4 separate regions of the Homo sapiens genome follow, and all the other regions are linked to region 4. Evidence: read pairs that join two places in POLR2A ChIA-PET (ENCODE). Cell type or tissue: A673. All regions are shown on one strand.

The links. ChIA-PET counts read pairs that join two places held together with the same protein. Peaks named below come from ENCODE experiments on the same cell type or tissue, not always from the same donor. Only the 100,000 strongest peaks of a DNase experiment are listed, where the experiment ranks them.
Region 1: POLR2A ChIA-PET joins it to region 4 with 6 read pairs; 1 of 35 experiments calls an interaction of 5 or more read pairs at or near these places.
Region 2: POLR2A ChIA-PET joins it to region 4 with 8 read pairs; 2 of 35 experiments call an interaction of 5 or more read pairs at or near these places.
Region 3: POLR2A ChIA-PET joins it to region 4 with 11 read pairs; 2 of 35 experiments call an interaction of 5 or more read pairs at or near these places.

Annotation. Positions count from the first base shown.
Region 1 is chr12:89,278,062-89,283,061 of GRCh38, forward strand. It overlaps the pseudogene RNU7-120P. Among named protein-coding and RNA genes, the nearest start is that of DUSP6, 72 kb to the right of the region's middle. In A673, CTCF peaks have their summits at 339 (motif pointing left) and 1,228; DNase peaks (open chromatin) are centred at 920, 2,990 and 3,420; H3K27ac peaks cover 4,605 bases.
Region 2 is chr12:89,307,113-89,312,112 of GRCh38, forward strand. No RefSeq gene overlaps it. Among named protein-coding and RNA genes, the nearest start is that of DUSP6, 43 kb to the right of the region's middle. In A673, no CTCF peak of the experiment used is centred here; DNase peaks (open chromatin) are centred at 1,969 and 2,469; H3K27ac peaks cover 4,110 bases.
Region 3 is chr12:88,157,089-88,162,088 of GRCh38, forward strand. It overlaps TMTC3 (transmembrane O-mannosyltransferase targeting cadherins 3), which reads left to right. Exons shown (of 14, transcript NM_181783.4): 5 at 3,026-3,141; 6 at 3,591-3,763. Among named protein-coding and RNA genes, the nearest start is that of TMTC3, 17 kb to the left of the region's middle. In A673, no CTCF peak of the experiment used is centred here; no DNase peak of the experiment used is centred here.
Region 4 is chr12:89,449,291-89,454,290 of GRCh38, forward strand. All of the region lies in intron 9 of POC1B-DUSP6 (POC1B-DUSP6 readthrough), which reads right to left. All of the region lies in intron 10 of POC1B (POC1 centriolar protein B), which reads right to left. LOC105369889 (a long non-coding RNA gene) reads left to right here. Exons shown (of 4, transcript NR_189732.1): 3 at 2,237-2,351; 4 at 2,767-2,865. Among named protein-coding and RNA genes, the nearest start is that of GALNT4, 73 kb to the right of the region's middle. In A673, no CTCF peak of the experiment used is centred here; DNase peaks (open chromatin) are centred at 1,781, 2,781 and 4,951; H3K4me3 peaks cover 2,170 bases; H3K27ac peaks cover 5,000 bases.

The DNA of each region.
Region 1 (5,000 bases), 170 kb before region 4:
CAATGAAAAAAAAGTTATGTTAATTCTTAATAGATCTGGCTCGCTCATTGCTTTTCTCTTGTCACATGGCAAAGTAAGCAAAAAGCCACCTCTACGATGGAATTGTACATTTGTTCTTACATTATTAGGTTTTTTAAATCTGCAGTTTCTCTGCAAGAGCCATTTTCTAGCTACTTGTCTATGTGGTGAGCATACATTTCGTTAAAACGAGATAGTGTAATCTGTAAAGCCACTTACTAAGCCCTACTTTGAAACTCTGAAAGCCAATAAAAAGGTGGAACTAATGGTCCCCTCCCTACCTCCACCTTGTGGAACTCCATTTCCCTCTCAGGCAAACTCCCACACTGTTCAAGATACAAGACAGTCTAAAATACAGACCTACAAAGAGTGCTGGGGTATGTCAGCACTAGGCCGTTCCATACGTGCTAGGAAGCTTAATCTCTTTCTTACATTTTCAGACAAAAATAAATAATATAATAGTTCTGGTATTTTCTCTCTAGACCCCAGATGATTGTCTGTAGCCAATCTCTGAGATGCATGAACCCCAATCTTGGAAACCAGTCTACTTGAATAAATAAGGAAAACAGCTGTTTCTTGAATTATTTCATAGACAAAAGCCATCTCTACCCTTGTTCTATTATGTGTAGAATTATCGAGGCCCTAAGTGATTTGCCACTCTTTGAAATGCCTCTTAAACAGTAAATGCCAGCCCTCACACTCCTTATTCAACGGCATTCACTGTCCTGCGGGTTGTACCACCTGATTGCCCAGAAGCATGCCCCTCTCTAGCAAGGACAAAATTGTGAAATCACTCAGCATTTCCGAAAGGAAATCTAGGGTCGAGTTTTATTCTTTGGTATTTGCATCTCTGAGTTAAACCCAGAGGATGCACAATTTAGAAGCGATATAATTGAATTTCCTTTCACCAGCCTGCCGGGGCTTGTTGTCTGTCACTCATCAAAGCCAATGTCTTTGTAAAAGGTTTTGAGAATCACATCTTAATGTCACTGAGCAGATAACATATTAACTGTTAATTGACACAGGAAAATGCCCCGGGGTTGTGTTCCTGTCTTTGTTGGGGGATGATAAGTGAGTTATTATTCATCAGTGCCATTTTTCTTATAGTTTTTAGTGAGGTTATAGTCTGAACTCCCCTTGCCCCCAAGCGTTGGTTTGGGTCATAGTGTCTCTGTTTGTACTAAGATTCGTTTGTTATTAAGTTATAATAGTATCTTTCAGAGTTTAAATGATTTTTAAACTGATTTTCCCTTGGGTAATGGTGCTTTGTTTTGTTTTAATCATACCAACAAAATTTCCTGGGAGGATATTATTTTTTTTCTCAGAATGTTTTTTAAATTTTAGATTCAGGAGGTACATTTGTAGGTTTATTACATAGATACGTTGTGTAATGCTGGGTATAGGCTTTTATTTAACCAATCACCCAAATAGTAAACGTAGTACCCAATAAGTAGTTTTCCAACCCTTTCCCCCTCCACTGTTTTTCGAGTCCCCAGTGTCTGTTTTCATTTTTATGCTCATGTGTACTGATTGTTTAGCTCCCTCTTACAAGTTAGAACGTGCGGTATTTGATTTTCTGTTCCTGCATTAATTCACTTAAAATAATGGCCTTCAGCTGCAACCATGATGCTGCAAAGGACATGATTTTATTCTTTTTTATTGCTGCATAGTACTCCATGGTGTATATATAGCACATTTTTAAAAATTCAGTTCACCAGTAATGGGAACCACAACAAAACAAAGATGTCCACTCTTATTCAACATAGTACTGGAAGTCCTAGCCAGAGCAATCTGGCAAGAGAAAGAGATGAAAGACATCCAAATAGGAAAAGAGAAAGTCAATTTATCCCTATTCTCTGGCAATATGATTCTATATCTAAAAAACCCTAAAGATTCCTCCAAAAGACTCCTAGTTGTCACAAACAATTTCAGCAAAGTTCCAGGATACAAAATCACTTTTTTCTTAGAATTAAAAAAGAATTAAGATAAAAAGTGTTTAGGTACTTAGGTCTAAATATTTGTATTTCTTCAAATTGTCTTCCATTCATTAAGGTCCTCATATTCATATATAATGTTAAGTAAAATGCACATACACCATTTTGTTTTTAGTTTTTTTCAACTCAATATCATTTTATGTAAGCATCAGTCAACTAAGAACTTGGGTGACTTTTAGTTTCCTATTTTTAAAATGGAAAGAATAACATCTACCACTTATGATTATTTTGTGGATTAAATTATGTTAACATTGATGAAATCACCCAACAAAATAAACTCAGTGAAATCTGAGTTTAATGTCAGTGTACTGATAGAGCCCACAACATTGTAATTTTTAAAAAGTAATTCCCACATTTTGAGACGGTTTATTTAGCTAGTTCATCATCAGTGTCTAAAAGGGAAATTGCTAAACACAATTAGTGCATTCATAAATTGTATTCCACATGCTTCTGAAAAGGATAAGTAACTAAAATTTGTCACTTCTCTTATTAATTTGTTGATTAAAAACACAAAAACATATTTATACAGTGCTTTGCCATTTGAAAATTTCTTCCATTCACCTATATGAATCTGTTATAAACTTCATAAGGTTGATAGATATTATTATCCACCCTTTATAGATGAGAAAATAATTGAGCTTCAGAAAAGTAAATAACTTGCTCACAGTTTGTGTTACATTTAAGTCTTCGCATTCCAAATGCAGCATTCTTTTCACCATAGCATACAACCTGGACACATTGCTCACAAGAAATAATTGAATTTTGGGGTTCTGTTTATTTTTGTGAGTTTAATAGGTTTTCAAAGACGCTATAACTTTTTTAATGTGTATTTTGTTATTTGCAAACAAAGCTGTATGATTTACCATATGTGAGCCTACTGAATTTTCTGTTATGTAAACTGTCTATTCACATCCTTTGAATAGACAGGAAGTAGAATCTTTCACCACATCCTCTTTAGCCTGCTTCTTTGCCCTTACAACAAACAAAATTCATTCCATCGTGCTCAGCTGACTGACAATAACACTTCAATGAAATAAGCTTGTTGGAAAAGGCCTTTTTCATAAAGGTAAGACATGCAACAAAAGTTATGAGAACCAATTCAACTAGAAACCTTTAGTGTACCCTGAATCCCACAGATAAATGACCCTCAGCGTTCAGCTCTTTGGAAAGCAGGATGTTTCTGTCTGTACATACGCAAAGTCCACCAACTTTAGTCCTATTTCTGACCATTTCAGCACTGTTCTGGATACCAAAACAGGGTTCCCATGTGTCTTTCAGAGAGGGAATTTCCTAGAACAGCAGCTGGCCTCCACTACCCCAGACTGCCCACACTCCCAGGGTTTGTCTAGAGCCCATCTGGCCTTTGAGTTGGGGGGGTCAGAGGGGGTTGGGCAGGGGTATAGTTCCCCAGGGCATTCATTCCATACAGTCTGTCTCAGCGAGGGACTTTTTATTGTTTGCTCCCAACCTGCAAGCCCTGCCAACTTCAGCATTAAAGCAGTTAGGCACAGTGATGTTTCCCAAAGGGAAAAGAAGGAAAAACTTTATCAAGAAAATTGCTCTCTTTTTAAACTCCTGACCTTATTAAACATTGGAGAGAACAAAAACTGCTGACAGTCTTAAATATGTTGAGTACAATAAGCCAAAATTAGTTCTCAGAGCTAAATCTTGGCTGTCTAACTTAAATGATTTAGTCACCATCTTTTGGAAAGGACAATATGAACAACAGAGTTTTCAATAGATCACTGAGACCCAAAAAGAAAGGCGGACTGGAGTGCAGTGGCGCGATCACGGCCCATTGCAGCCTCAACCTCCCAGGCTCAGGTCATCCTCCCACCTCAGCCTACCAGGTCACTGGGACTACAGGTGCACACCACCACACCTGGCTAATTTTTGTATTTTTTGTAGAGAAAAGGTTTCGCCTTGTTGCCCAGGCTGGTCTCAAACTCCTGGGCTCAAGTAACCCACCCTCTTGAGCCTTCCAAAGTGCTGGGATTACAGGTGTGAGCCACTGCACCCAACCCTAAATTATTTCTTAATTGATATTGGTTTACTGCCTTTTACCATGAGCTGATATGCATAATCTTATCTGGCTCTCATAAGAAATTGTCTGGGAAAATATGATTCCTCGCTATTTTTTTTTCCCATGGGGAGTTTTCTAGTTAAAAAACAGAAAACCTGTTAGATAAATTTTAAAAGAGCTGTAACACTTCTCCATTCTTTTAAATGAAAACAACAGAGGTTCAGAAAAAAAGTTAAGATGGTTTTCCTATGGTCACAAACTAGTGGCAGATCAAAGACTGGAAACCAGTCATATTGCTCTTATGTTGGTATTCTACTTCATCTTCTACCTACCAAAGGGAAAAATGTTAAATATATGTGTGAATATGTATCTTGCATCTATAAAACCTCCATCATAGTAGTAGATTATTCTGTATGAGTAGTTTTTTGTCACCTTAACACTTTATTAGCTTTTGCTATTCTCATTTGAATCTCTTTTTTAAATGTTTTGTTTCTCCAGGCCTATTAACACCATTTCAGAATGCTAATATCACCCAATGAAAAACACTCATGTTTTTTAATTAAACAGCTAATTTGATTATAAATCTAACAGCATAGTCGTGATTGATGAATATTATGGTTACATGAGGGTTTTACGTGGTTAATGCGCACTAAGCAAAACATACCCATCATTGCTAATTGAACTAAGCATTAATTATAAAAAATAAAATTTCAGGAATCATTTTTCCATTTAATTGTCATAGTTCTATTTTTAAACTTTTCCCTGTTTTACTTTAAGTGCAATTTTTTCAGTTGTCCTTTGTTGCTTTTTCCATCTCTATATGAAAATCTAAAGAAAATACAAAGGTAAGTATTTTCACCTTAGAAATTACAACAATTTTGTTCCATCCTCTAGCATTCACATTTTGCTCTTTCCTGTTTAAGTTGGATGACTTCTCACTTAGAGGAACTGAATGTATTCCACTG
Region 2 (5,000 bases), 140 kb before region 4:
TACAGAAATTTCCATGAGATCAAAGACAAAGCTAAGATCAAGATAATGAGTAAATCAAATGCTAGACGTTGGTCTGCAGGTAATGGTCAAGGGCATGGGGGTGAATGCAAGGGTAAGGAAGTAGAGCAGATGAGAACAGGGGTGGTATCCCCAATGGATGTGTTTACTTCTCTGAGCCACACTGTGAACCAGGCCAGGATCTAAATTGTTCTCCTTTTGTCCCCAGCCCGCATGTATGTAACTTTACTTCCCCAAATTGTTACTTAGACCAATAGTGTTCAAATATCTCAGCCCTTTTTTAAAAACGTGGATTCAAAACCTTATGCAAAAGCCTACATTTTTAAATCAGAAAAAGCTGCTGTTCTATAGCTATACTGGGGAACAAATGAGCCAGATTAAGGAGGCAGGGAATCCCATACACTTCCAGATTCCCTGTTCCTCCCCCCTCCAAACACCCCACAGTGACCTCAAAAGGAGCCCACAGAAGCCGCTTTGAACACCACTGGCTTAGATTTTATGTGCTATATTCTAGAATCTCTGAAGATAAATTTTACAAGTAGCCTTGAAAGGATAAAGATGCCACTGCTTTTGCTTTTTGCTTTTTGTTTTTTTAACAGAGCCTCCAAAGTTCAACCAGCCCATTACTTTTTTAGGGTTTGTTTTATTGTTCATTTAATGAAGAGAAGCAGATGTTAAATAAATAAACAAGAAAAGAACTGGATAGAATATCTTTACATGCCCCTTACGTATGTAAAGATAATGTAATATGATAGCCAAAGTCCAGGTGACTACTTTAGATTGATTAGTCAGAGAAGGTACTTCTAAGAAAGCGATATTTTATTTAAACTGAGACATGAATGACTAAAAAGGGGCCAGTGCTCTGAAGATGAGAGGGAAGAACATTTCAGGTAGCAGGAATGGATACTGAAAAGGCCCCGAAGTGAAACCAAACTGGGCTTACTCGTAGAACAGAAAGTGAACCAGTATGGCGAAAGCATTCTGGTCAAAGGAGGAGAGTGAGGAGAAATGAGGCTGGAGTTGTGAACCTCACAGAGCAATGATAAATTAGACGTAGTGAGAGACGGATAAACAACGCATTATAGTACCTCCATGGGATAAATGTTTTAACAAATATCAAAAAGGACAGTTTTCTTCTGGAACACAGAGGCACCTAACCTACACCAGGAAAAGTGATGTTGACTTTGAGCCCTAAAGGATAAGAGGAGATGGACAGACAAGGCAAAATTAAAAGGCACTGTAAGGAAATGTCTAGAATAACAGATAGTGAATTGCAGCTGGAGCCTAGAGTCTGAGGCAGGAGCGGCGAGAGACGCACCTGGATACATAAGCAAGTGCCAAATGAGAGTTACCAAGAACTCAGAACAACCAAAAGTTCATCTTTCAACTGAGTAGATCAAACAACAAACACAATGGATACAGAAACAACATATAACTCAGATGTAAACAAACACTTTAGAAAAAGTGACCTTCAAGCAGATCACCTGAGGTCAAGGGTTCAAGATCAGCCTGGCCAACATGGTGAAACCCCATCTCTACTAAAAATACAAAAATTAGCTAGATGTGGTGGTGTGCGCCTATAATCCCAGCTAGTCGGGAGGCTGAGGCAGGAGACTCACTTGAACCCAGGAGGCAGAGGTTGCAGTGGGCCAAGATAGCGCCACTGCACTCCAGCCTGGGCAACAGAGTGAGACTCCGTCTGAAAAATAAAAAAAAAAGAAGAAAGGAAGGAAGGGAGGAAAACGAAGGAAGGAAGGAAGGAAGGAAGGAAGGAAGGAAGGAAGGAAGGAAGGAAAGAAGGAAGAAAGGAAGGAAGGAAGGAAGGAAGTGACCCTCAAAAGCCTAGTGTTCCAGACAGTGAGACCCTCTACCTCATTTATGTCTACTCCCGACCCCCAGAAAAAAAAAAGTTAAAAAAGTTATTCATTCTTCCCCAAGTTCAGTCACAAGATTCAGTCCTTGTCTGAAAATGTCTTACTTCGTGTTCGCTGTTACCAAGTGAATGTCAATGAATCCCCACTCTAGTAGTCTGTTCTCCAAATATTTGGGTGCCCCTCCCTGAGGGGTCTCTCTCTGAGGGAGGAATATATTTCACTGCCTGTCAAATTCAAAAGTGGTTTGCTGTCTACATCCCATGTCATGCTTTTGGTTGTGGTTGGAGTAGTTAGTCATTAGCACTGAATTGTTTGGTCATTAAAATTCAAAATGCTTCATTTCCACGGTTCTGGTGTGAAATCTGCAGGGGAGACTCCGGAGTAAGTTATGCCCCAGGTACTCACCTGAAAAAGGGTACATGGTGTGTCCTCAGCATCCCTGGCCCCATCCCTTCTGAAATGTAGACAGAAGAGATGTGTGTCACTTCCACACAGAAGCTTTTCGAGCCAGGAAGTGGTTCACCATTTTTCCTTTCCTTCTGCCACAGTGACCAAGTGTTCCAGGGAGAGACTGCTCCAGCAGGATGACTGGAAGCAGAGCAACAGCCAATCGGCAAAGGATGTGGTGGAGAAGATCTGTCAGTCTCTAAGTCACTAAGATTTGGGAGCCACTTGTTGCTGTAGCATAAACTAAACTAGCCTGTCCTGACTAATATATCCACAAACACAGAATTCCAGGACAGAAAGGATGGGGCCAGGGATGCTGCGGACACACCATGTACCTGGAACCCTTTTTCAGGTGAGTACCTGGGGCATACCTCACTCCGGAATCTCCCCCACAAATTTCACACCACAACCATGGAAATGAAGCCCACTGAATTTTACATTTTCATTCTTTCCTGCTCGTGACCAAACACTTCTGTACTAATGACTAACTACTCCAACCAAAAAAAAAAAAAAAAAGTGTGACATGGGATGTAGGCAGCTTGTCTGTGCTCCGTTTTCACAGCCCACAGCTATAAATAATACCATTAGGAAAGCACACATTGCCTTAGATGGAAGGCACAAAGAAAAGCACTTTCTCTGATAGTTTAGCAACACATTCAGATTTCATGTTTCAAGGTAAAAATAGGCCTAACAAATGAATTAAATTTGGAAGCTGAGCTGAAGTGAAGAACACTGGCATTATAAAGCACGCCATAGGAGGAAAGAGAGACTTATAAGGCTCTGTATTCTCTCTGCTGGTGGGCAGGATAGAAGGGTGGAAAAAAAGATTTTCCTGAGAAACAAAAATAATCAGCAAGAGTCTGAAATTAAAAATATCATCCTTATTAAATTGGTAACCAAAAGAAACTCTGAAAATCATGTGAAGGATAAAACAAGTCTCAACACAAAGGTTTTTTTCTACTGTGTACTTTCAACATCGGGGGGAGAAGATACAAGGACAATAGATGTCAAAGAAGGTTTGCAAATACATCATAAACTTCCAATTCAATAACTCATGTTTTGATTGGTTAGAATTTTTTTGTTTCAATAAAACCCATTCATTTCTATTATGAAGTTTTCAGTGCTATTTTTTCATGGTTCTAGTACCTAAGCAAAGGAAATGTGAGAAGATGCTATCTTTGCCAAAAGATTTTTTTTTTAACCATCAACCAGCTGGGCACATGGCCCGTGCCTATAATCCCAGACTTGGGTAGACCAAGGTGGGAAGAAGGATCACTTGAGCCCACGAGTTTTAGACCAGCCGTGCAATGTATTGGGATCCTGTCTCTACCAAAAAAAAAAAAAAATAAATTAATTAATTAATTAATTAGCCAGGCATGGTGGCAAACGCCTGTAGTCCCAACTGCTCAGGAGGCTGAGACGGGAGGATGGCTGGAGCCCAGGAGGTCAAGGCTACAGTGAGCTGTGATCATGCCCCTGCACTCCAGCCTGGTTGACAGAGCAAGATCAAGCCTGGAAAAAAAAAAAAAAAAGTCATCAACCCATCAACCTTTGTTTTTTTCTTTTTTTCTTTTTTTTTTTTTTTTTTTTTGAGACAGAGTCTTTCTCTTTCGCCCAGGCCGCACTGCAGTGTCGCTATCTCAGCTCACTGCAAGCTCCGCCTCCCAGGATCATGCCATTCGCCTGCCTCAGCCTCCCGAGTAGCTGGGACTACAGGTGCCCGCCACTGCGACCTGCTAATTTTTTGTACTTTTGGTAGAGATGGTGTTTCACCATGTTAGCCAGGATGGTCTCGATCTCCTGACCTCGTGATCCGCCCGCCTCAGCTTCCCAAAGTGCTGGGATTAGAGGCATGAGCCACCACACCCAGCCCCTTTGTTTTTTTTCTTAATGCTATAGTCTAAGGAAAGGAATTTCTCTACCCTATACCATATGAGAACTTAAAAATATACTAAATTGTCTTCTTATATCAAAATATATGCTATTTATGTCAAAATATAAATGTATTTAACACTGAATTGTCAGCTTCTTGAAAGTAAGAATCATTTTTTGCTCCTTTACATCCATCTCAGGACCTACGTAGTACAGTACTAATACCCAATAGGTGCTCCATACATATTTTTCAATCAAATAAAGTCACTTTCTCTATCAGCCCCACTTTGCTTTAAGTGGCCTACTATCAATAAAGTGTACACCATGTTGATGGAAATTGGTGTAACTTTTATGCCAGGAAAAGATCAGTAGACAATAACAGCACATCCTAACTCTATGTCTAAATCTATAGGCCTGAAATATTCCCTAAACTGCACCACTGGCATCATCAGCGAGTGAGAATAACTCAGTTTAATTACTTCACTGAACAGCTGAAAAACTGCCTGAATATGCCAAAAGTCCCATGGCCATGGTGATTTGCCCAGATCTCAGTTGTCCAAGCCCAGCCCTTAAATACAGGTGATGCTTTTCCCAGCGATCCAAATGGTTTGGGCATGCAGCTGAGATAACTCACAGTCATAATCACGAGAAAGCAGAGGACTTCTGTGTTCATTGTAGACACAGGCCTGTAAAAACTTATTCCTGGATCTCTGGGCAATTCTTCTGGCCACCTCCTCCAAGCATAGGAGATCTAAGTAACCTGTCATCCCATGCAGTCAACAATGGTTG
Region 3 (5,000 bases), 1.3 Mb before region 4:
TTTTTTGATCTTCATTTCCTAAAATGATTCCTAGTTTACAGTAGGTGTTTAGTATGAGTATATTGAAGAAATAAGTAAGTGAATGAATGTAATGTATTTTAAATTCTAATTGAAAAAATACTGAAATCTACCTTGGACCTCTCTTTATCCTCTTAACCACTGTGATACTTTGTACTCTTAGTAATTTTACCCTTGAAGCCACAGTTTCCACATCATCTTTGTATTCCCTATTGTATCTAGTATACACTGGCCTGTGCAAAGGTTTTCAAGTTGTAATTCTTTATATTCATTTTAACTTCTATATTCATGTCCCATACCCCTTTTGTAAATATGGTGATCCAATTTCAGGGCTTTACACTTGATTTTTTATTACTTTGGGTTTCTGCTTAAATATCCACTTAAATGTCATCAATATCACTACTCATCTTTCCCAGTGGTACTATTTTTATTTCCCTTCATCCTCTTTTTTTCTCTATAACACTTAAACGTTGTCACCATTTGACAGAGTATATTATTACTTGTCTCTCTTCCCTATACCCTTGAAATGTAGTAGATACTTAAAATAACTGTTTGAATAAGTGATTGCTGAAGATGTGTTTCTTTTACACATGTAGAGTCAGTTTAGAAGCCTGTATTTTGAAATGGGAATAGATTTAAGTGTCCTTAACTTATTTACCAGGTGTACTTGTTTTGGACAAAATCACATGTAACTTTTAACCACAGTGATCTGATTGTAAAATCAAAGTGTTTATATAGTAATATAGTCACTAGAGGCTGAAGAACTGAAGTGATTGGTTTCAGTAAGACATTTGCATTTATTACTCTTAGTTGAGATGGAATTCAAGTTTGTAAAAGGTAACCATTTGCTTGTTCTTCCTTGAAGTAGAAATACAAATTACTGAGAAGCTCTGACTTTAAAATCAGAAGAACCATGTTAAAGTCTTGGTCTCCTTATTCTTTGTTACTTTTTAAAAAATACCTCTACAATTCTTTCCTCATCTTAAAAATGGGTATGATTACATCCATGTTCTTACTCCATAGAGTGATTTTAAGATTCAGTGAAATAATATATGCCAAACTGGCTATATAAACTGTTTAAAATATCTGCTTTCAATGCTATTATTTCCTATGAGTTTTTATGTAGACATACACATCCATTCATACTATTCTCTATATCCTTCATTTGCTTAGCTTACTCTCACCCCTATTTATTTCTACATCCACCTTTCCCAATTTTTCCATGGCTTCTATATCCTTCAAGGGCCAACATTAGGTCCAGCCTGTTTTGTAAATAACCATCTTCTGATTTCTTCCTCTATGAAGTTCTTGTTGAATTTAGCATTGTAGTGTAATATAATCTATTATATTAGTATTGATGTTTTGGCCTAATGAGATTATAAGATTTTTTTTTTTAAGGAAAGAGTATTATTATACTTAGTATCTGCAATAGTTTCATGGGTTTGGTTTTTTTCATTTATTTCTTTGTTTTCGGTTATTTTTTCCTTCAGTAATTTTAGTCTACAGAGTACTTTGAAAACAATTTCAAAAATATGTATTTCTATATTAAGCCCAGTGACAGAAGAAAATGTATTCATGAATTCTGTTCTTGTTTATATTTAGATTTAAGTCAATTATTTGAATTTTTGCTTTAGTTAATAGTCTTAATAAAAACCGAGGTCACGGCCGGGCACAGTGGCTCACGCCTGTAATCCCAGCACTTTGGGAGGCCGAGGTGGGCGGATCAGCTGAGGTCGGGAGTTCAAGACCAGCCTGACCAACATGGAGAAATCCCGTCTCTACTAAAAAATACAAAATTAGCCAGGCATGGTGGTGCATGCCTGTAATCCCAGCTACTCGGGAGGCTGAGGCAGGAGAATCACTCAAAGCTGGGAGGCAGAGGTTGCAGTGAACTGAGACCGTGCCATTGCACTGTAGCCTGGGCAACAAGAGCGAAACTCTGTCTCAAAAAAAAAAAAAGGAAAAAAAAAAAAAAGAAAACCAAACTGAGATCACACAGTCATACTACCAGATCTTTTTTTAAACTAGAAAAGAATTAGAGATTATAGTTTTTCATAAGAAAACTGAAGCCTGGAAAAGCTGCCCAAACTCACAAGTTCACAATGAACTTTCACAGTTCATTACTCTTTAGTCAAATTACTACTACATGGTAGACACTTACTTAAAGTTGATGAAGTATGTTTTTCATTTAAATAGAACTTATAGTCTATTGCAAATTTTTTGAAGAATAGTATTTATTTAAGTGCCTATTGTTAACCACTTTCATTTTAGTTTTTATAAAAATGGGCTAGACACAATGGCTCGTGCCTGGAATCCCAGCATGGTGGGAGGATGGCTTGAGGCCAAGAGTTTGAGACCAGCCTGAGCAGCATAGCAACACCCTGTCTCTACAGAAATAAAAAAAAAAATAGCCAGATGTGGTGGCACATGCCTGTAGTCCTATTTGGGAGGCTGAGGCAGATGGATTGCCTGAACTTCAGAATTCAAGGCAGTAGTGAGCTATGTTCACACCACTGTACTTACTCCAGCCTGAGTGACAGGGCCAGACCCTGTCTTAAAAAAAAAAAAAAAGTATAGTACCCTACTTTTCCCAATACTTTTAAATTTTAAGTTTTTAATAATTTATCAGTTTAATAAGGTATAAAGATATCTGTCATAATTTCAGGAATTTGTCTTCATTTCAGAATGATAGCTCATTAATTATGACACACAAACCTGTAAATTTCTCTTCTCCAAATTCACCACCCTACCTTTGTTTTAAAAGTTAGTATTTGATGAAATAATTTTTCTCTTTGTAAAAAATTTCAGTTCAAATTATACATGTTGATATTTTGCTTTGAATGTATAAAGTAAAAATTATTAAATTTAAGTATATTTTAAAGTATGTACTACTAATTAATGAGAAATAGCACTCATATGGATATGGAATCACAAAGTTTAAAATATCTTTTTTTGATATTATAAAATTGTTTTCTGAATTTTTATATTTTCTGTTCTCAAATTGCAGTATGGACTCCAATTGCCTTGACAGTGTTTTTAGTGGCTGTTGCAACATTATGTAAAGAACAAGGAATAACAGTTGTAGGAATTTGCTGTGTGTATGAAGTGTTTATTGCCCAGGGGGTAAGCCAAACTATAAATATATAAATTTTCTTATTGATATATTTTATCCTAGTTGAATCAAATTTTATTTATTTTTATTTTCTAAATGTATCATTATGTAAATTAATGTGTTTACCAATAATAATACCAGAAATCATGTTTTATCCTCATACCTACTGAAAATTACTTAACATTTTATGATACTTTAAGTGTTTTAAGAACTGTGTTTTAAATTTCAATAATGGAATCATTAGGCAGCTTGGAAAAGTATGCAATAGTACTGTACAGTATAATTCATTATTAGGTAAGACTGTTGAGCTCAGTTTTATTCATTATTAGCTTCACACATTCTTCCACATTAATTTTATAATTATACTTGTATCTAATCTTGCAATTAGAAAGTACTACAGTATTGAAAACATTGAGATATGTCGTTATTTGTTGCTTAAAACATTTCTTTTCTTTTTCAGTATACTTTGCCATTACTATGTACTACTGCTGGACAGTTTCTCCGTGGAAAGGGTAGCATTCCATTTTCTATGCTGCAGACACTAGTAAAACTCATTGTCTTGATGTTCAGTACATTATTACTTGTTGTGATTAGAGTCCAGGTTATTCAATCCCAACTTCCAGTATTCACCAGGTATGAAATTCTGGTTCTTTGTTTTCTCCATTCTTTTTTTTAACTTTGGATTTTAATGATCATAAATGTTGAAGAAAGTATTTTATTTTGTTTTTTAACAGTTTTATTAAGCTATAATTAACATTTTTTAAACTGCATATATTTAAAATTTATGTACTGATAATTTTTGACATATGTATACACCCTTAAAGCCCCCACAATAAAGATAATGAATGACCCATCCCAAACTGGTTAAGTGTTAAGGTTAGTGTTAATTTAGTCTCCTATATCCTTAGTGATTTTTGTCTACTCATTCTGTCAGTTACTGAGAGATGTTGAAATCTCTGACTATACTTGTAGATTTCGCTATTTCTCCTTGCACTTCTGTCGGTTTTTGTTTTGTGCGTTTTTGAAGCTCTGCTATTAGGTGCGTAAACAACTAGGATTGTCAAGTCATCTTGAGGAACTGATCCCTTTGTCATTATTAAATGAGCTTCATCCCTAGTAATAGTCTTTACTCAGAAATTCACTTTTTCTTATCACAGCTGTCTTTCGTTAGTGTTAGGTGGTGTATCTTTTTCCATCTTTTTACTTTTTACCTGTCTATGCTTTTATTTATAAAGAGGATTTCTTGTAGCATCCATACAATTTGGTCTTCTTTTGTTGTTTGGTCAGATAATCTGACTTTTAGATGGGATATATCATTGATTTATATTTAATTTGATAATTGATATAGTTTGATGGAAATCTTTCATCTTGATAAAATTGTTTTCTCTTTGTCTCATCTAATCTTTGTTCCTTTTTTCTCTCTTTCCACCTTCCTTTGGATTCTTTTTTTAATATTTCATTTTATCTCCTTGTTGGCTTATTAGCTATAAATCTTTGTTGTTTTAGTGTTGCTTTAGGGATTTTAGAACATCCTCTGCTTATCACAGTTTACCTTCAAGGAATATTCTAATTTCGAATATATATATAAAATAAAAATATCAGTGTATATATAGTATAAATATATGTAATATACATTTTATATATGTAAGAACTTAACTTTTGTGCAGTTTGCATATGTTTTCCTTGAACATACATTGCTTTAAACAATTGTCTTGGAGGAATTTAAATAATAAAAAAGTATTTTACATTAACCATGAGTCACCATTTCCAGTGTTCTTTATTCCTTTGTTGGATAAGATTTTTATCTGGTACTATTTTTCCTTTTACCTGAAGGAATTTCTTTAGCACTTCTGATTAAAAATATCAGGTT
Region 4 (5,000 bases):
GTAGTAAAATGTTTAGTAGTATGTGAAAAATGGTGGCTATTTTTATGGGAACCACAGGCATGTAAATGAGAATGCTCCTAAATTGATTTACTGAAACACTGAGGTAACACATTTGTAAATTAGTTACATTTAACCATTCCACATGTATATATACTTTAAAACATCATGTTATACATAAGAAATACATACAATTTTATGTCAATTAAACAATAAATAAATGAAAGAAAAAAGGGGAAACAATTCCCTAAATATAATACTACATTCCTAGACAAGCAACTCAAATTGGCAAGTTGGCAATTCTCAAATTATTTTATAAATCTAGTGCAATGGCAATCGACATTCCAATGGGATGGTTTTTTGAAACAGAATAATTTTAAAATTCATATGGATAAGTAATAGGCAAGAACATCCAGGAAAGTTTTGAAGGAAAAAACTGTACATTATATAATATTTTAAAGAAATATTCTAAATCTACAATGATTAAAAAGGTATGATAATGGATCAAGAACAAACAGATAATGGATCAAGAACAAATAGATCAAGAACAGAGCAATAAGACAGAAGAGAAAGTCTCCAAAGAGACACAAGTTCATATGAATTTAATGTTTAAAGAAGGTTATTCAAATCAGTGAAACAATACAAATTGAGGGTACTTTGTTAACTATAAATCTGTACCTCATACCTAAATTAATACATATGGATTTTAAGGTTTTATCATTAAAAATAAAACCTCAAGAAGAGTAGCTAAGATGTTTGGGGATTGATGAGGGAATTTCTTTGCATAGAATCCAAACAACAACAAAAAATAGTTTTAAAAAAGGTAATGCAGCTAAACCTATCAAAAATCAGAAACTAAATTCAAGGAGAAATGAGAAAAAAGGAAAACATATTTGTAGCACATGGCAAGAGGTAAATCTTCTTCTTTTTTTTTTTTTGAGATGGAGTCTTGCACTGTCGCCTGGGCTGGAGTGCAGTGGCACGATCTTGGCTCACTGCAACCTATGCCTCTAGGGTTCAAGCAATTCTCCTGCTTTAGTTTCTCAAGTAGCTGGGATTACAGGCAGCCACCACCATGCCCAGCTAACTTTTATATTTTTAGTAGAGACAGGGTTTCGCCATGTTGGCCAGGCTGGTCTCAAACTCCTGATCTTGTGATTTGCCTGCCTCGGCCTCCCAAAGTGTTGGGATTACAGGTGTGAGCCACCGCGCCCTGCCCAAGGTCAATCTTCTTAATTAAAATTACCTAAGGATCAATTTTAAAATGAACAATAGGAAAATGGGCAAAGTACACAAATACACAATCTTCAGAAATACAAATAAACAGCAATCATGAACACGTCAAAACTCACAAGTCACTAAAAAATGAAATAAACTTGATAACATCTTTTGCTTATTAAGCTGTTTTAAGGCTTTTAACATTTTAAATAATTAAAAATAAATAGAAAACCTTTAAAGGTTTTTGTCATGTTGATGTTGTTATTACAAACAGTATTGGAATAGGCATCCTTGAATAGAAATCTTTGTATGTATATCTTATTATTTCTTTAGGATGATTTACTATGTATCACTCAGGGTTCAGCAGAAAAACAAAGTACAGCCATTATTTTAACAGAGAGAATTTAATATAGGGAACTGGTTAAACAGATTTCTAAGTCTGTAAATGCTAAAAGGGAGCTCTGAGGTAAGCAGAGATATTAAATGTATGAAACTAGCTCCCTAGAGTTGGGGAACAAAGGCAAGAGATTGGATTATTAGAAACTAGACACTCAAGAGTTCCCTTGCTGAGAGCTGAGATGGTTTGTTCACAAGGAGGAAAGAGGAATGTTCATTAAAAAGACATTCTGAAAAGGAAAAGGAAATGCCTGGCATTCCTTCTCTATCTCCCCTTCAACTTAAAACAAACAACTCTATGTGCTTCAGAAAAATAATCCAAATAGATACATAAAAAGTATGAGAATGTTGCCACCATAAATACTAAGGCCCACCAAAATTCTGTAGTGATTTGGAAAGTAGGTTAAAAAGTACATATGATATAAAATATGAGCTTTGTAGTGGCCATCATGATCCTGAGTAAAAGAAAAACAAAATACTCTAGGAATTAACACAAAAAATAGAAAATCAAATTACACTAAAAAAAATCTTCCATTGCAAAAGTCAATTGAAGTCAATTTGACATTTAAGTGATGAGTTGGTTGGTTGGTTGGCTGAAAGCAACATAATTTTATTTATGTTTCAGGATATATGATTGTGTGGCCTGACAATCTCAGAAAGTAAAAGCAAAGAAATTGAAAGACATGGAAAGAACTAGGCCGGGACCAGCACTGGGCCTTAATAACCAGTTCACTGAGATGGTAAGGTTCTAAATCTTTAGAAGCCCTAATAATATGTTTTACATAGTGTGACAGCATAAAGCAGGAAGAACTGACTGAAAAATATGTGTTAGCAGACTTGCTGACTACTTTCACCAAATAATTAACTGTCAAGTGGCAAAATAAAGGAGCAAAGCCAATAGCTTCACTATCTATGCAGCACCAAATAACTCAAAACCAGATGGGTATAGATGTGCAGAACAGTTGAAAGCTAAGTTCACTATTTTCCGTGAAGCTCCAACAGCCCCACAAATGGCATTTAGCTCCGTAGTAAACCATCCTATAGGTCAGCAGGAAGCTCATTATGGGCTGACAGTCCAGGAGACAAGCACTTTTCAGGGAGCTACGGTAGTAATTTCCTGTGTGAAAAGCTCACTGCTGTTCTTGCATTCCTCAGGGTGCATTTCTTCTCATCTCAGAGGATGTTTCTCTTCCACAGGAAGAGGAAGGAACCAGTTGTTACTGGATGTGTGGGCTGAGAGCTGTCGGGCATTTTCAGCATGCCTCGGTCTCAGCTGTGGGAACTGGGGATGCAGCTTAGATTCCCAGGCCCGGGACAGTCGGTATTACTGCAGTAGTCCGGGGCGTCACAGTTTAGAAATACAGTATCTCAGCAAGTTGGAAGGCAGAAATAATACCTGGAACACCTCCAGTTCCCAGAAACGTGCTAATTTTCTAAAGGAAATTCTAAAAAGTATTTATTGGGCTCCCAAATAGCATGATTTATAAATCCTTTTGTAAATTTTCCTTTTTTTTTTCTGTCTTCACATTTTATACGGCAGAGTTCAAGTCCCAAATCACGTTTGTCAATAGGAGTAAGGACAAGTTTCACTGCATAAAGTATTCTTTAACTAGGACTATTTTTAAAAACTTTAAGAGTATCAAATTTTTGGTAAATTCATTAATATGTTTTCTTTCCTTGTGACTTTGAAACTTAAAGAGAAAGAAGGTCAAATTAGCATATTTGTCAGTATATCTTAAAAAAATTGGGACTTAGTGATTATTACTATTTTTATTAAAAAGCATATTTTATTTGAAGGGGGGGAAAAGAAGCCTCTGGCTTTCACTGTTAATCTTTTATTACGGTGATACTGTTAGTAAACTTTACAGCTATACAGATTATCTATCTTGAAAAAAAAATAAACCACGTTCCTTTAACAAACTAAAACACTTTAGCATTTTAGTTGTTTTATTTATTTTTTTACAATCCCAAATCAATTTTTTTTAAAAGGTCAGCCATCACATTCGCAACTGTTAGCAGTTTTTATAACATATGGGTCATGAAGTACTTCAAAAGCAAGGATCCAACTAATTTGCAAATAGTCTCTTTCCAGTCTCTAATATTTTCTCTCCTTTCTCTATTTTAAAGATTGTATCTGAAAAAATATTAATGTGTTTTCTGTTTCTAAATGGCAAGAGATCTTTGAAAATGTTGTGTTTTTCCTCATTTACTTGTTAGTTATCATGTATGTTCTGTTTTTTAAATGTCTTTGACAATTTAATTACGTCACTTAATTTCGAAGGGGAATGTTTTTAAATTGTTTCTCAAACCTTATAAAAATTCCTCTTTTACTCCAATTAAGCATCTTAGGGCTTAACATTTAACTTCTTGAGTTACCGAATAAAAAATTACTGTATCCACTTGACATTTACTATCATTTGCAGTTAAGATAAAAAGTCTCTTAACTCTTAAAGGAAGATAAATTGAGGGAGGCACCAGCTAGGGAGTCCAGAGACCTGGATCCTATAAATGCCTAAGTTCATTTCCTTTCATACCCTTAGAGCAGGGACAGGAGAAACATACCGCAGAGCCACTAAACCAGCACTTAAAGATACCATACAAATGTCTGTTTCCTAATGCTTAGGAAGCAGCCACAAAGTTATAGATAAATACACCTAGTTTCAGAAGTCATATGCCCTAAACTGACAAATCAAATGCCACCATATAAACTGCTGCAAAGTTTAAAAACTTTACATTGCGTATGACCATTTTACACTTTCAAAGTTGTAAGTTTTAGTTTTAAGACACTGAAGTTCACATACACTGTGTTCTTTTAGTCTTTCCAAATCTTTGCTTATATAAGCAGTTAGGAACTGAAATAACTCTGAACTAGTTACTCAATGTTGTCTAGTAACCAGGATGAACTGTTGCCACAACATTCATGGAAATATTCTCTCTGTGTCTGCAAGTTTATTCTTTGTGTGTCCATATATTTTGTCAGCACGTTAATATTTTTCAGATAGTATACACCATATGACAATCTCCATGAAAGTGTATAACCTTTTTCTTCCTAAAAATAGGCTGATGCAAAAAAACTTTCTGAAAGAGAATCCAATGCACTTTGCTAGAAAATAAAAATCTAAATGACATTTAGGAAGGGAGTGTGCTTCCCAAAGTCATGGAAATGGCAGAGTATCTCTTGCACTGATTCAGCCGATCACTTTTCTGATCCTAGAACAGAACACAGGAAAACCACGATTCTTTTTCTCTCATCAGCCCCTCTGCCAAAATGATGCAGAGCCAGGAGATATTCTCAGCTATCCTGAGATTACTCAAGGCTACATCTTACTGTCCCTGGGGAAGGGAGATAGGGAATCCCACAGCTGACATTCACTCTGTCAGGAAATCCT